Regions from separate parts of the Homo sapiens genome. Here region 1 is linked to region 2. A link is an interaction called in ENCODE POLR2A ChIA-PET data of the cell type or tissue named here. Cell type or tissue: GM12878. All regions are shown on one strand. Each heading gives the region's core, and the rest is flanking DNA. Links, peaks and the distances in the headings are about the cores only. Region 1 has its middle 15 kb from the start of N4BP2. Region 2 overlaps UBE2K (ubiquitin conjugating enzyme E2 K).

Region 1 (8,334 bases), core at 271-8,270, 310 kb after region 2:
AATAAATAAATAAATAGAAAAAGGGCAGGGTGCAGTGGCTCACCCCTCTAATCCCAGAACTTTGGGAGGCCAAGGCGAGCAGATCACGAGGTCAGGAGATCCAGACCATCCTGACTAACATGGCGAAACCCTGTCTCTACTAAAAATACAAAAAATTAGCCACGCGTGGTGGTGGGTGCCTGTAGTCCCAGCTACTTTGGAGGCTGAGGCAGGAGAATGGCGTGAACCGGGAAGCGGAGCTTGCAGTGAGCCGAGATCACGCCACTGCACTCCAGCCTGGGCGACAGAGCGAGACTCCATCTCAAAAAAAAAAAAGGACATTAGGGGGAAAACTGGCAAAATCCAAATAAGGTATATAGTTTATAGTGATTAGTGATTTAGTAATGTTAACTTCATAGTTTTGATCATTGTACTATGCCTGTGCATGTTTTTAACATTAGAGGAAGCTGGGTGAAGGGTATATGTGAATTCTGTACTATTTTTGTAACTTTTTTGTAAGTGTAAAATTATTTCAAAATAAAAAGTTTTTTGTTTTTTTTTTTCAAGGAGAATAAAGGGTATGAGGGTGGGATCTAAAACACAGGGGAGGCTGGGTGAGGTGGCTCACACCTGTAATCCCAGCACTTTGGGAGGCTGAGGTGGGCAGATCACTTGAGGTCAGGAGTTTGACACCAGCCTGGCCAACGTGGTGAAACCCTATCTCTACTAAAACCACAAAAATTAGCTGGGCATGGTGCTGTGTGCCTGTAATCCCAGCTACTCGGGAGGCTGAAGCACGAGAATCACTTGAACCCGGGAGGCGGAGGTTGCAGTGAGCCGAGATCACATCACTGCACTCCAGCCTGGGAGACAAAGCAAGACCCTGTCTCAGTAAAATAAAATAAAATAAAAATAAAATAAATAAATAAAACACAGGGGAAAGAGTAGCCTTAGTTAGGAGGAGCTATACCTCTCCCATGGTACCAAGAAGGCTGGCAGAAGGCATGAGTGGTCCTGTAGATGGGTTTTCTGTCTTGGTGGCTGGAAGCTGATAAAGTTCTTCAATGGGGTTCATGGCTGCATTCTCAATGCCAATTCACAGGACATATCATAGAATGAGGACTGGACAAATGTTTATTGAACTGAACAGGACTGAGTTTGAAACACAACTACATTATGATTATATCATTTTTTCTACCTATGTGGCCTTAGGCTTGTTACTCATTCTCTCAGTGCCTCCATTTCCTATGAAATGGGAATATAATCCTAGTTGTTGAGGCAGAGATTAATAAGTATTCAGCCAAATCTGTTTCATTTTCTTTCTGGGCACACAGCTAAATCATACTTTCCTGCCTCCAATTCTGTTAGGCTGACCAGCACTTCACTGGCTCTGAACACATGTTTGATGAAAGAGTATAACTATTGACATGCTCCATTACAAACTTTGTTGTGTCACCAGTTCTTCCGTATCTTGATCCAAGATGACATCTTGTCTGGCCATGGAGGTGGTTAAGACTAAATGAAAATTTCCAAGAGATAATTTGTCATAAAGGATATGACTTGCTTTACACAGAACCAGCTGCTAATGACTAACCCTTCTTTAATTATGAGCCATGGAGAACAGTCATGCATTAAAAATTCCTTGACATTCGATAGACCCGGAAGAAAATAATAATTCACGGCCGGGCATGGTGGCTCACGCCTGTAATCCTAGCACTTTGGGAGGCTGAGGCCGGTGGATCACCTGAGGTCAAGAGTTCAAGACCAGTCTGGCCAACATGGTGAAACCCTGTCTCTACTAAGAATACAAAAATAAGCTGGGTGTGGTGGCGGGCACCTGTAATCCCAGCTACTTGGGAGGCTGAGACAGGAGCATCACTTGAACCCAGGAGGCGGACGTTGTAGTGAGCTGAGGTTGTGCCATTGCACTCCAGCCTGGGCAACAAGAGTGAAACTTCATCTAAAAAAAAAAAAAAAATTAGCTGGGCATGGTGGCATGAACTAATCGGGAGGCTGAGGTGAGAGAATCCTGGAGGGAGTGGGAGTCCTGGAGGTCTAGGCTGCAGTGACCCTGTCTCCATCAAAAAAAAAAAAAAGGAGAGAGAGAGAGAGAAAAGAAAACAGGAAAAATTAGACGGCCAGGCATGGTGGCTCATGCCTGTAATCCCAGCACTTTGGGAGGCCAAGGAGGGCGGATCACAGGGTCAGGAGTTCGAGACCAGCCTGGCCAATATGGTGAAACCTCATCTGTACGAAAAATACAAAATTTAGCTGGGCATGGTGGTGCGTGCCTGTAGTCCCAGCTACTTGGGAGGCTGAGGCAGAAGAATTGCTTGAACCCAGGAGGCGGAGGTTGCAGTGAGTCGAGATCGTGCGACTGTACTCCAGCCTGGGTGACAGAGCTAGACTCTATCTCAAAAAAAAAAAAAAAAAGAAAGAAAAAATCAGAAACATTTTGCTGGAATGTTTCCTCCTTTTTTGTGCCCTCGGATTCCCCCACTCAGCTAATTTGAGGACATAGGATTATAAGAAAGGTGTGAGGACTGGGGAGTGTGTTGTAGTTAGAAAATGGGAAAATTGAATTGCAGCTAATACAAACTTGCTGGCTAGGTTATAGTACCTTGGATTAAGCCTTTATGGTTTAGAATTTGAACCTCAACATTTCCAGTTTAATAACATGGTCAAGTCAGTTATATGAATGAGTTAAATGAATCCATGGATTCTCATGCCAACCAGTCTTTTGTGAGAATATATAAACCAGAATGTTAATTTGCTACCTCATAATAAGAAATGTAACCAGACAGCAGATTGTATATTCAGATTGTATATTTATCAGCCGCTTGAGATTTTTTGTTTTGTTTTTGAGACAGGGTCTCACTCTGTCACTCAGGCTGGAGTGCAATACGATCTCAGCTCACTGCAACCTCTACCTCCTGGGCTCAAGCCATCCTCCCACCTCAGACTCCTGAGTAGCTGGGTCTACAGGCGCAAGCCACCATACCCAGCTAATGTTTTGTATTTTTGGTAAAGATGAGATTTTGCCATGCTGCCCAGGCTGGTCTCGAACTCCTGGTCTCAAGTGAACCACCCGCCTGGGCCTCCCAAAGTGCTGGGATTACAGGCGTGAGACACCACACCTGGCCTGCTTGAGATATTCTTTCCTTGCAGGATAATCTACATGGGAAGCCTAGTTATCCTCAGATTTTCTGGTAAACAGGAATCTGGAGCAAGAAGAATTAGCTCGGTAATCATAAAAGACCAGTGTTATCTAATTACGATAACCGAATGCAATCATTTCAGCCTTAAGAATAGAATTGCTCAGAGAGGGTTGCTTTTTCTCTACCGCGATTTTCTTTCATGTGAGTTGAGCTGGAGTGATGCACTCCTTGCTTTCCCTTTATCCATTGTAATCCAAGGCAGAGAGTAACTCATCTGATTGGTAAATCAGGAAGAACAACTTAGGTATGCTTGCCTCATTTCCTCTCATTTCCCTCAAGAGTACACACTTCCTTTGGGATTTAAGCATTACTTGGTCCAGTGTGTTCAGTGTTGTCCAGGGCCAACTTCTTCATTAGGCACAGCAGGCAGTGCCTAGGGTCAATTATACCCATAGTGCCTAGGGTCCATGAAAATGTTTCAATTTCCTTTAAAATCAGAAGAAAAAAATTGAGGCTGGGTGCGGTGGCTCAAGCCTGTAATCCCAGCACTTTGGGAGGCTGCTGCTGTAGGATCCTTTGAGCCCAGGAGTTGGAGACCAGCCAAGGCAATATAGTGAGACCCCATATCCTTGTCTACAAAAAATTTAAAAACTGGCTTGGTGTGGTGCTATGTGCCTTTGATCCCAGTTACTCGGAAGGCTGAGGTGGGAGAATCCTTGAGCCCAGGAGGCTTAAACTGGAGTGAGCTGAGATATTGGCACTACACTCCAGCCTCCTAATGGTGCGATCTCTGCTCACTGCAACCTCCGCCTCCCGGGTTCAAGCGATTCTCCTGCTTCAGCCTCCTAAATAGCTGAGGTTACATGTACACTCTACCATGCCCAGCTAATTTTTGTATTTCTAGTAGAGACAGGGTTTCACCGTGTTGGCCAGGCTGGTCCCAAACTCCTGACGTCAAGTGATCTGCCCACCTCGGACTCCCAAAGTGCTGGGATTACAGGTGTGAGCCACTGCACCGGGCCCAAATCCTCCTATATTTTGTACTTAGCCAAAAGAAAAATGAGAAAACCCAATGACATTATGCTATAAATTATGATTGATTTCTGATTTGGAACAAGTTTTTGTTGTTGTTGTTTTGAGACGGAGTCTAGCTCTGTTGCTGAGGCTGGAGTGCAGTGGCTCAATCTCGGCTCACTGCAACCTCTGCCTCCCGGGTTCAAGGGATTCTCCTGCCTCAGTCTCTTGAGTAGCTGAGACTACAGGCGCACACCACCATGCATGGCTAATTTTTGTATTTGTAGTAGAGACAGGGTTTTCACCATGTTGGTCAGACTGGTCTCGAACTCCTGACCTCAGGTGATCCACCCGCCTCAGCCTCCCAAAGTGCTGGGATTACAGGGTGAGCCACCGAGCCCAGCCCAAGGCATGGTTTTATATATTAAAAAGTCGCTGGCCAGGTGTGATGGCTCACGCCTGTAATCCCAGCACTTTGGCAGACTGAGGCAGGTGGAATACCTGAGGTCAGGAGTTTGAGACCACCCTGACCAACGTGATGAAACCCCATCTCTACTAAAAATACAAAAAATTAGTCAGGCATGGTGGTAGAAGCCTGTAATCCCAGCTACTGGGGAGTCTGAGGCAGGAGAATTGCTTGAACCTGAGAGGCGGAGGTTGCAGTGAGTTGAGATCATGCCACTGCACTCCAGCCTGGGCAACAAGACCGAAAGTCTGCCTCAAAAAACAAAACAAAACAAAAGTCACTGATGTTACGTGATATTATTACATTCAGAGAGCAAGTTGGGATTACAAATAACATTTTTCCAGGTAAATCAGTATATTCTTACGCTTATTTTTTTTTTTGTCTTTTTTTTTCTTCCTTTTTGTGGAGAACGGGGTCTCACTATATCGCCCAGTCAGGTCTTGAACTCCTGGGTTCAAGCTATCCTCCCACCTCTGCTTCCCTGAGAGCTGGGATTACAGGCGTGAGCCATCGCGCCTGGCATAAATCAGTATATTCTTAGTTTTTTCCCCCTTATCTACATTAGTTACCTGATTAAAAATCCTGGATATTTGAGTTCTAGTTTTTTTTTTTTTTTTTTTTTTTTTTTTTTTTTTTTGAGACGGAGTTTTGCTCTTGTTGCCCAGGCTGGAGAGCAGTGGCATGATCTTGGCTCACTGCAACCTCTGCCTCCCAGGTTCAAGAGATTGTCCTGCCTCAGCCTCCTGAGTAGCTGGGATTATAGGCGCCTGCCACCACGCCCAGTTAAGTTTTGTATTTTTAGTAGAGATGGGGTTTTGCCATGTTGGCTAGGCTGGTCTTGAACTCCTGACGTCAAGTGATCCGCCTGCCTCAGCATCCTAAAGTGCTGGGATTATAGGCGTGAGCCACCGAGCCAGGCCTCAAAGCCCTTCTCGTCCTGGGTCTCCGGCACGAGCTGGGGCATGGGCAGCGACCTGCCTTCCTGGCTCAGCGACACTTAGGTGAAGACACTGGCGGCCCTGTAGCGCTTCTGAGAGCTGTCCACAACACAGTCGGCATCCACCAAGACCTCGATCTCTACGGACTTATTGCTCGTGAAGGTCATGCGTCCGGAGATGGTCTTGATGCAGCCTTTTCTGATCTTGTTGTCAAAATTAATGGCCTCCATGGAGGCTGTGACGAGGTTGGTCTTGCAGTGGCGTGCAGCCAAGATCCCGGCGACCTCGTCCATGACCTTCATGGTCACCCCTTCATGCACGAAGCTGTGCAGGGTACAGTCTGAAGGCCCCACCAGGTGGATCAAGCTGGACTGGCTGTAGCTGACAGTGTTCGGCTCTGGGTTGAGGACTGGCTGGACGATGTCCCCGTTCCTCCAGTTGGTCTCCATGCGCTCCAGCTTCTGGGTTTTGTACCGCTTCTGGCCCTCCTCCTCCTGCTCCTGCCGGAAATACACAACAGGAGGCTCTTCGAGGACCTTGTCCACGTTCGTCAGCGACAGGGGCGCATACCAGAGGGTGGCCTTATTGGTCAGCTTTTTGGCACCTGTGAGGATGTTTTCGGACATCATGTTGACCTGCACCTCCACAGAGTGCTTGGAGGTGTAGGTGATCTCCGCGCTGACGTGGGCCACCTCACCGATGCACATGGGCCACAGGAAGTGGGTGCACTCGACCCGAGCCAGAGCGGCCACACAGCGATCCCCGTTCTGCGGATTGCAATGCCGGGTGCTGATGATGGCGCCCGCCTCTTTGATCATCTTCAGGATGGTCCCGCCTAGACATTGCGGGCCACATTAGCGTCCGCATAATCCGGCAGATCTGGATGGCGGTCGGCGTCTTGATGTCTGGGCCAGACATGCTGGCAGCTGTGGCGGTGGCTGCAGGAGGGCGCAGGTGTCTGGCAGGCCTGGCGCGGAATTGAGTTTTAGTGTTGAGAAAATTAAAGTTTTGGTTGTTAAAATGATTGCAGTTTTAGCTAACTTCAATTTTAAAATTCACCAATAATAAAACTATTATTTATCAATAAGTAGAAACGAGTTAGAAAATATTCAATCCCTTCAATTCAGATGGAGAATAAACTAGTATTTTTCGAACACCTGACACATATCGAGCGTTTACTTAGGTATTTGCATCTATAATGCAATTTAATTCTTGCAACTGTCCTGGCCGGGCACAGTGTCTCAGGCCTGTAATCCCACCATTTTGGGAGGCTGATGAGGGAAGATCGCTTGGGCCCAGGAGTTCATAGACCAGCCTGGGCAACATAGTGAGATCCCCATCTCTAAAGAAAACTAAACAAAACAAAACATGTTCTTTTTTTTTCTTTTTTCTTTTTTTTAGACAGGCTGTCACTCTGTCACCCAGGCTGGAGTACAGTGGCGCGATCTTGGCTCACTGCAACTTCCACCTCCCAAGTTCAAGCAATTATCCTGTCTCAGTTTCCCGAGTAGCTGGGATTACAGGCTCTTGACACCAAGCCTGGCTAAAAACCAGTCCTTTAAATTTAGCATCCTGGCTGGGTGCGGTGGCTCACACCTGTAATCCCAGTATTTTGGGAGGCCGAGGCAGGTGGATCACTTGAGCTCAGGAGTTTGAGACCAGCCTGGGCAACATGGCAAAACCCCGTCTCTACCAAAAATACAAAAGTTAGCCGGGCATGGTGGCATGTGCCTGTAGTCCCTGATACCTGGGAGGCTGAGGTGGGATGATCCTTCGAGTTCCAGAGGCAGAGGTTGCAGTGAGCCGAGATAGTGCCAGTGCACCCCAGCCTGGGCAAAAGAGTGAGACCCTTTCTAAAACAAAAAACAAACAAAAAAATTAGCATCCTTATCCCCACTGTAGAATTAAAGAAATTGAGCCTAGGAGCAGTTAAGTATCTTTGCAGAGATCATACATTAATGGGATGGCAGAACTAAAAATATGGATCTACACCTAAGATTTAAAAGCCTGTATTATTTTCCACTTCACCATACTACTTCTGTTAGTAAAAATAACAATGATGATGCTTTGTATCTGTCTTACCTCACATAAATTATAACAAAGCTCCTTAAGGACAGGGGCCATGTCTTATACTTTTATGATATCCCTAATGAATTTTCAAGAAATATTGCTTGAATGGTATGGTTGGTTCCTGGTATTTAAATAATGTTATTCAATTTTTCAATGGTATTTCAATGATAGAAATAAATTACGCTTTTTTAACCTTAGTATTTATAATGCAATTATTCTGACTTATTTCACATGAGAGACAATTTTATCATCCAGTTTAAATTCATCTTACATAAAAAATGTGTGAACAGGCCGAACACAGTGGCTCACGCCTGTAATCTCAGCAATTTGGGAGGCTGTGGCAGGCAGATTGCTTGAGCTCAGGAGTTTGAGACCAGCCTAGGGAGCACGGCAAAACCCTGTGTCTACAAAAAATATAATTATTAGCTGAGTATGGTGGCACATGCCTGTGGTCCCACCTATTAGGAGGCTGAGGTGGGAGGATCACCTGAGCCCAGGGAGTTTGAGGCTGCAATAAGCTGTGATCATGCCAGTCTCCAGTCCAGGAGACAGAGTGAGACTGTCTCAAAAAAAAAAAAAAAAAAAAGCATAAACATATATGCAGCTTTTTTTGCTGCCATTCTGTCATTTTTTGGAGTGTATGATATTTTTGGAGCATTATGATATCATGCTTATATAAAATATATTTAATATATTTAACTTCATTTGC
Region 2 (8,334 bases), core at 56-8,055:
CCCCTCTCCCTCAAACCCTGACTTCTCAATTCTTTGTTTCCTTATCTTTATTATACTGTCATCCACCCAGCAAAAAATCCCCTCTTCTAAGATCATAGCTTTTAGTTAGTAACTAAGTCCTTTAGATTTTACTTCCTGTCTGCCTTAATTCATCTTCTTTTCATTGCACTGGACTTTATTGGCATCTCTCACTGGTTTCCTAAGTATTCTCTCTAATCCCCCTCCAGCCATTTCCCCCTACTCCAGCCAGGTGATCTCTAAGAGACCCAGATCTGATTGTTACAACACTTCAAATTTTTATTATTCTTCATGACCCTGAATAATCTGGCTTTTGACTGCTTCTCCTGCCTCATTTCATCATTTTCATTCTTTGTATTGTAGTCACATTGGCGGCATTTCAATTCCTAAACCTGTCAAGTCCTCGTTTGCCTCCATTTTGCACAGCGTGTACGCTCTGCCTTAAGTGCTGGCTTTTCCTAAAGTTAAGTCTTTTAAAACTAATTTCCTCAAGGAAGCTTCCTCTTACTTTCTAGATTTTCTGTCTGCTAAATGTTCTTCATAGTATCCTGTACTTCATTTAAAAATTATATAATTAGTTCTTCAGTACCTTAGAATGAAATAACTATTGATACAGGTTAGAGAAAATTTCTAGTTGATCATTATACTACCAATATCTGTTATAATGCCTTGCAAATAGCAAGTACTTAGTAAATATTCATGGAATTGATAAATTCAGACTTGAATTACTCTTCATTGTAGATTGAGTAAAGTTTGACAGAAGTCCAGAACTTAACTTTTTTTTTTAAGAGATGGAGTCTCACTCTGTCACACAGGCTGGTGTGTAGTGGCACAGTCATAGCTTACTGCACCCTTGACCTCTTGGGCTCAAGTGATTCTCCCACTTCAACTTCCTGAATAGCTGGGATTACAGACACACGTTTTTTGTTTTTTTTGTTTTTTTTCCACGCTGTAGAGATGGGAGTTTCACTATATGGCCCAGGCGGGTCTTAAGCTCCTGGGCTCAAGTGATCCTCCCTCCTTTGCCCCACAAAGTGTTGGGATTACAGGTGTGATTTAAAAAATGCTAGCTGCAGCCTGGTGTGGTGGCTTAGCCTGTAATCCCAGCACTTTGGGAGGCTGAGGCTGGTAGATCTTGAGGTCAGGAGTTCAAGACCAGCCTGGCCAACATGGTGAAACCCCATCTCTACCAAAAATTCAGCAATTAGCCGGGCATGGTGGTGGGCGCCTATAATTGCAGCTACTCAGGAGGCTAAGGCAGAAGGATCGCTTGAACCCCCAAGAGGTGGAGTTTGCAGTGAGCTGAGATTGCGCCACTGCACTCCAGCCTGGGCAACAGAGTGAGACTCCGTCTCAAAAAATAATAATAATAATAATTGCTAGCTGCTATAGCTTCTTTTTTTTTTTTTTTTTTTGAGACAGAGTCTCACTCTGTTGTCCGGTGGAGTGCAGTGGCGTGATCTCTGCTCACTGCAACCTCCGCCTCTCGGGTTCAAGCAGTTCTCCTGCCTTAGAATTTCAAGTAGCTGGGATTTACAGGAGTGTGCCACTATGTCCAGTCTCTTGTACTATTTTTATCTTTTATTTTCAAGACAGAGTCTTGCTTTGTCGCCCAGGCTAGAGTGCAGTGGCACGATCTCAACTCACTGCAACCTCTGCCTCCCGGGTTCAAGCGATTCTCCTGCCTCAGCTGGTCTCGAACTCCTGACGTCAGGTGATCCGCCTGCCTCAGCCTCCCAAAGTGCTGGGATTACAGGCATGAGCCACGGCGCCCGGCCATCTTGTACTCTTTTCAATGTGGATATCAGAAAATTTTAAATTTACATAGTGGCTTACATTATATTGTATTGGATACTGCTCGTCTAGAACTTGTTTTTAGTAAGGATCATACATGTGTCTCCATGGCCTCAGTTTTTCATTATTCTCCCAATCCCTTTGTTTTCATGTCACTTCTGCTTTGGGACTGTTATGTGCCATAAGCTTCAGAAAACACGGTGGCTCACACCTGTAATCCCAGCACTTTGGGAAGCCGAGGCAGGTGGATCACCAGAGGTCAGGAGTTTGAGACCACCCTGGCCAACATGATGAAACCTTGTCTCTAGTACAAATACAAAAAAATTAGCCAGGCGTGGTGGCGGGCGCCTGTAATCCCAGCTACTTGGGAGGCTGAGGCAGGAGAATTCCTTGAACCCAGGAGTCAGAGGTTGCAGTGAGCTGGGCAACACAGCAAGACTCCATCTCAAAAAAATAAAAAAAAAATTTAACTGCCTAGAAGGTAGAAATCGAGTGTATTTCTTAGGCCTTTGAATAATAGGGGAAAGATAAGTCATTTATATTAAATTATGAGAAAATAATGGCAACTGTTAAGCTTTTAAAGTATTATTTCCAACTAAATTAGGAAGAACTAAATTTCACTTTTACATATGCATGACAATGATGAGCAGGGCTCCTAAAACAGTTGTGGCTTGACTAGGAAACAAATAATAATTTTTTTATATCAATAAGAATTACTTGTAACTTTAGGGGGCATTTAGAATTATATTTGTCTTATTTGAGATTTGGATTTAAATTTTATTTTAGAGCATTTTTTAAAAAATAAATAGAAGTGAGGCTAATATTGTTAATTATTCTCTTTAAAAAATACAGTATTTGCTTTGGGTTAAAATTTTCTGCCCCAACATCATTATCAAGAGTCAGCATATTACAATGATAAATTTAGCATTTACTGTGTGGCAGGCATTGTTCTATATACTTTATTCGTTAAATTCACCAGCGAACCCTATGAGGAACTATCTTATCCTTAGTTGACAGAGGATGAAACTGGAGTACAAAGTAGTTAATTAACTTGTTCATAGCTAGTAAGTTTTAAAAAGGTTAAACAACAATATACTTTGTATTTAGTCCTTAAATGATAAAATCTTCCAGTGTTTAGTTTTTCCCACTAGAATGTAAGCTCCAAGTGGGCAGGGACTTAGGTTTTGTTCACTAACATTTGAGATAGCATATACTAGAACCTAGTCATTATTTGAAAGAATTTTTACAGTGATGATGGTAACAATGACAATATCATTTCACTGAGAGATGGCCTTGGAAATACATTAGAACCGCTTTGAGTTCTTCACTGTTGGTTGTTGACAATAATGTTTTTTTTATCTCATTCAAATTAGCTTCAACGTTATGTGCTATTTTGCATGCTTCATGTATATCTTAATAAAATAGTTGATTTGAAAATTGCTAACTTCTATAGCTTCTTCCCTCTTTTTTTTTTTTTTTTTTTTGGTGACAGAGTCTTGCTTCGTAGCCCAGGCTGGAGTGCAGTGGTGTGATCTTGGTTCACTGCAACCTCTGCCTCCCGGGTTCAAGCAATTCTCATGCCTCAGCCTCCTGAGTAGCTGGGATTACAGACATGTGCTACCATGCCCAGTTAATTTTTGTATTTGTAGTAGAGACAGGGTTTTGCCATATGGGCCAGGCTGGTCTCAAGTTTCTTGCCTCAAATGATTCATCTGCCTCGGCCTCCTAGAGTACTGGAATTACAGGGGTGAAACATCCTGCCTGGCCTAGCTGCTATAGCTTTTATATATCTCTGTTCCTTTTGTGCATTAGAAATGCCTTGAAGCCCCCAGGGAACATCAGGAAAAAAAAAAAAAAAAAAAAAAACAACCAGAGGTCCCGCTATGTGTTTAGCTGAGTTGGGAGAAGAAAGTTTAGAAAAGCAATCTTTGACCTATCCTTATGAAAAATTTACAGTGATAACACAATTCTTCAGAATTTCACCCAAAAGCTACAGCTGCCTTGGTTGTTGCAGTCATTGAAGTGAATAACACATTATTTTATTATTTATTTTTAGATACTACATTTTTTTCTTAGACTGTGGAAACAGGACTGTGAAATTAATTTTGTAAAATCGGGCTTTAATTTTTTTTTTTTTTTTTTTGAGACAGAATCTCGGTCTATCATCCAGGCTGCATGTAGTGGTGCAATCTCGGCTCACTGCAACCTCCACCTCCCAAGTTCAAGCCATTCTTCTGCCTCAGTCTCCCGAGTAGCTGGGACTACAGGTGCCTGTCAGCACACCTGGCTAATTTTTGTATTTTTAGTAGAGATGGGGTTTCACCATGTTGGCCAAGCTAGTCTCAAACTCCTGACCTCAAATGATCCACCCGCCTTGGCCTCCCAAAGTGTTGGGATTACAGTCGTGAGCCACTGCACCCAGCCAAATTAAAGGTTTTATAGTTAATGTTGTTAGGGAAAGGGGAACTATGCTGCTTACTTCTATCCAAGAAACTTAATTCTGAAAGTATTCTCATTTTACAGTAATAAAATTGAGAGTTAGGTGTTAAGTGTTATACCTGAATGAATACCACAAGTAAGCGACAGAACTAGGATTCAGCACACATATGTCTTACTCCAAAGGCCATGACTTTTGTAATACTGTCATCTTTCACCATTCTCCATGTCTTGCTTATAGTTCCTGACTCTTAAAGTAAGACTTTAAGTTCGCTTGTGGGAGCAGGGGGATTGGAGTTTTAGATTGTGAAATAACTGGATGTTTGAATTAAACTGTGGTGGTATAAAGAATAATTGTTGCTTGATGGAAAATTGAGCTGTGAAAAATTTTTGGCTTAACTTTGTTTTCTTTTTATCTTTAGTTCTGTGCAAATAAAGACCCTATTCTAAGCCCTCTAGAATTTTTTTTTTTTTTTTTTGAGACAGAGTCTCACTGTGTTACCCAAACTGGAGTGCAATGGCGAAATCTCGGCTCACTCCAACCTCCACACCCTGGATTCAAACGATTCTCGTGCCTCAACCTCCCAAGTAGCGGGGACTACAGGCACACACCACCATGCCCGGCTAATTTTTCCGGATTTCACCATGTTGGCCTCAAACTCTTGACTCAGTGATCTGCCTTGGCCTCCCAAACTGTTGGGATTACAGGCACGAGCCACCGCATGCACCTGACCAGAATGCTTTTTCATAATGTAATTCATCATGATGATGGTATTTTCTTGAGCTTATTTAGTACATTTTTTCATACAATAATAATGTTCTTTCTATAGAGTGAAAAAAAGAGCAATTTTTTTCTGACTTATAATTTGGGGGCTGGATGCGGTACCTCACACCTGTAATCGCAGCACTTTTGGAGGCCAAGGCAGGAGGCCAAAGGTGGTGGATCACTTGAGCCCAGGAGTTCAAGACCAGCCTGAGAAACATGGCAAAACCCCCTCTCTACTAAAAATTTAAAACTTTAGCCAGGCATGGTGGTGCACACCTCTCGTCCCAGCGACTGGTTAGGCCGAGGTGGGAGAATCACCTGAGCTTGGGAAGTTGAGGTGCAGTGAGCTGAGATCGCACTGCTGCATTCCAGCCAGGGTGATGGGAGTGAGACCGTGTCTTAAACAAATAATAATAATTTGGGGGTGATGTAGACAGAAATAAGGACAGAGGTATGAAAAGGAATAATTATTTAGCATTTTACTAGCCAGAGATTTGGGCAGTCCCAAAAAGCAGCTTTTCTAATCTCCCTCTCCTTTCCCAAAAAACTTTAATCAGATCCTTTAGTATCCTATCATCTTTGGGTTATTTACATACTACTTTTTGGAGGGGGGATTGTGGAAAGCTATCGAGATCTTTGAAAGCATTGATGATTAGCAAGATGATTATTCCTGTAAGAAGCCTTAAGAGGAGAAATGCAAGTGTAAGTTAACACTGGCTTCTTAAATTGGTCAGTGAAAGTTGGATGCCTCCAATTTTCTTTTAACATTATGCATAGATACTAGACAATTTTTTATTTTTATTTATTTATTTATTTTGAGATGGAGTCTCGCTCTTTCACCCAGGCCATAGTGCAGTGGCACGATCTTGGCTCATTGCAACCTCCGTCTCCCTGGTTCAAGTGATTCTCCTGCCTCAGCTTCCCGAGTAGCAGGACTACAGGTGTGCACCACCATGCCCAACTAAATTTTTGTGTTTTTGGTTTTTTTGAGACGGAGTCTCGTTCTGTCACCCAGGCTGGAGTGCAGTGGCGTGATCTCGGCTCACTGCAAGCTCCGCCTCCTGGTTTCACACCATTCTCCTGCCTCAGCCTCCCGAGTAGCTGGGACTGCAGGTGCCCGCCACCACACCTGGCTAATTTTTTTGTATTTTTAGTAGAGACAGGGTTTCACCGTGTTAGCCAGGATGGTCTCGATCTCCTGACCTCGTGATCTGCCCGCCTCAGCCTCCCAAAGTGCTGGGATTACAGGCATGAGCCACCGCGCCCGGCCATCAGAGTAGTTTTACTGTTGCTAAAATGTACATTTTCTCCTCTACCACAAATACCAAAGTTGTTAATGATTTTTTAGGGCATAAGAAGTAGTTTCTTATTGTACATATTTATAGTTAAATTTAGTTTTTGGATAAAAAATATTTTCAGAAAAATGTAAAAAAAAGTACTAATTAGAAAGTAAGTTTTTAAATCCTATGTTTTTATTAAAAAACAGGATTAATTTGGAGTGATGTGAACTTTGAAAAATATGGGTTTTAAGTCATGTATTGTTTATGAACTAAACGTTCTGTACTAAAAAATATTTAACATAGAAAAAGAGTAAAAATTGTGGTTTTTTTTTTTGGGTTGGAGGAGGAAGCCAAAGACAGTAATTCTTACACTGTTTCATCTAGTAATCAAGTTTAAGAAAGTCAGTCTAAAAGCAAAAAACATAAGAGTAGATATGTTGTGTCAATCAGGTAACAATATGGAATTCTAACCAAAAAAAATGAAGATATAGGCCGGGCACGGTGCCTCACGTCTATAATCCCAGCACTTTGGGAGGCCAAGGCGGGCGTATCGCGAGGTCAGGAGTTCGAGACAAGCCTGGCCAACGTGGCGAAACCCCGTCTTGACTAAAAATAACAAAAATTAGCTGAGCATGGTAGTGGGTGCCTGTAATCCCAGCTACTCAGGAGGCTGAAGCAGGAGAGTCACTTGAACCCAGGAGGTGGAGGTTGCAGTGAGCCGAGATCGTGCCATCGCACTCCAGCCTGGGCAGCAAGAGCAAGACTCCGTCTCAAAAAAAGGAAGATGTAACCTGTTCTTTAGGGATTTTGGTTTAAAAAATCGAGAGGATTTACTGTATTTTTAACATAGGTTTGAGAATATAAGTGGAGAGCCCATTTGCTGGCAGGCACTTACGAATGTTAATGTGAGTCCCACTGGATGGTTTTCTGAATCATTTAAGGTTATCATGGCTCTGAGAATGGACTGTCATAAGGTTAAGAGACTCAGTAATGCTATAGATAGGAAAGTACTTGGAGTAGTTTAAAGTGCAAAATAAGTCAATGTAGATAAATTTAAAGTAGAAATCTGGTTTTTTGAAGTAGGTAGTTGCCGTTTTAATAAACTAAGCAGAAAAACAAATTGAAGAAGGCCTTTTCTTTTGAGGCATTTAGTCCTCTGGAATTTTTCATGGAAAGGAGAATCTGTTAGGTAGCTAGAGCTTTCACCATTCTGGTGGATAGTGTACTATTTCAGTCAGTTAAACTAAACATTTAAAGTTGTTATGGTTAGTTCAAGTGAGAGTTTATGGCCTAAATGGCTTTTAATGACCCTGAATTTTCTGTTTAAGCAGAACCCATGTATCGTGGGGGTATAGTGCAGAATATAATATCTTAGTGTTCATCTGTGGATGATTAGATTTATCGCTTTGGGCCTGATATACATGGAATTGGCAAACATAAAATAGCTTTTATACTATTTTTCCCTAATAACATTCCTAGAAAGTCAAGAAGCCATTGTATTGTTGTTCATAGTGGTGTTATTTCGTTTAAAACAATGAAGTTAGAATTTATTAGTTTGTTTTAAATATTCTTAAAACTGGATAATTAAGTCCTAGAAAAGCCGAGACTTATTTTACTAGAGCAGATAATCAAGCTTATGAAAGAGGGGGTTTCAAGATTTTTTATAGGTAATACTTTAGGCGTTTTTCTTGCTGACATAACTAACATTTATTTTCTGTTTATTTTTAAGACGAGCAAAAATCAAATTAAAGTAGATCTTGTAGATGAGAATTTTACAGAATTAAGAGGAGAAATAGCAGGACCTCCAGACACACCATATGAAGGCAAGTACTTTTTTCTGTATCAAAATATTGTGCGTATTAGAACTTGTCTGAAACATTTAATCAGAATAATCTTAAACATCTATAAATTATATGGAGGGTAACTTCATTTGGTTTAGATAAACAGCAATTTAAAAAATACTAAATTTAGATACTGAATATAGACTGGTATTTCTTACTGAATTTTAGCTAATTTTTTTCTTTCCATAAAACAGTTTTA

The links. ChIA-PET counts read pairs that join two places held together with the same protein. Peaks named below come from ENCODE experiments on the same cell type or tissue, not always from the same donor. Only the 100,000 strongest peaks of a DNase experiment are listed, where the experiment ranks them.
Region 1: POLR2A ChIA-PET joins it to region 2 with 14 read pairs; 5 of 35 experiments call an interaction of 5 or more read pairs at or near these places.

What each region holds. Positions count from the first base shown.
Region 1 is chr4:40,037,663-40,045,996 of GRCh38, forward strand. It overlaps the pseudogene LOC344967. Among named protein-coding and RNA genes, the nearest start is that of N4BP2, 15 kb to the right of the region's middle. In GM12878, for the core only: no CTCF peak of the experiment used is centred there; no DNase peak of the experiment used is centred there.
Region 2 is chr4:39,729,397-39,737,730 of GRCh38, forward strand. UBE2K (ubiquitin conjugating enzyme E2 K) reads left to right here. Exons shown (of 7, transcript NM_005339.5): 2 at 8,024-8,117. Among named protein-coding and RNA genes, the nearest start is that of UBE2K, 35 kb to the left of the region's middle. RefSeq lists an enhancer at 3,568-3,647. In GM12878, for the core only: no CTCF peak of the experiment used is centred there; no DNase peak of the experiment used is centred there; H3K27ac peaks cover 495 bases.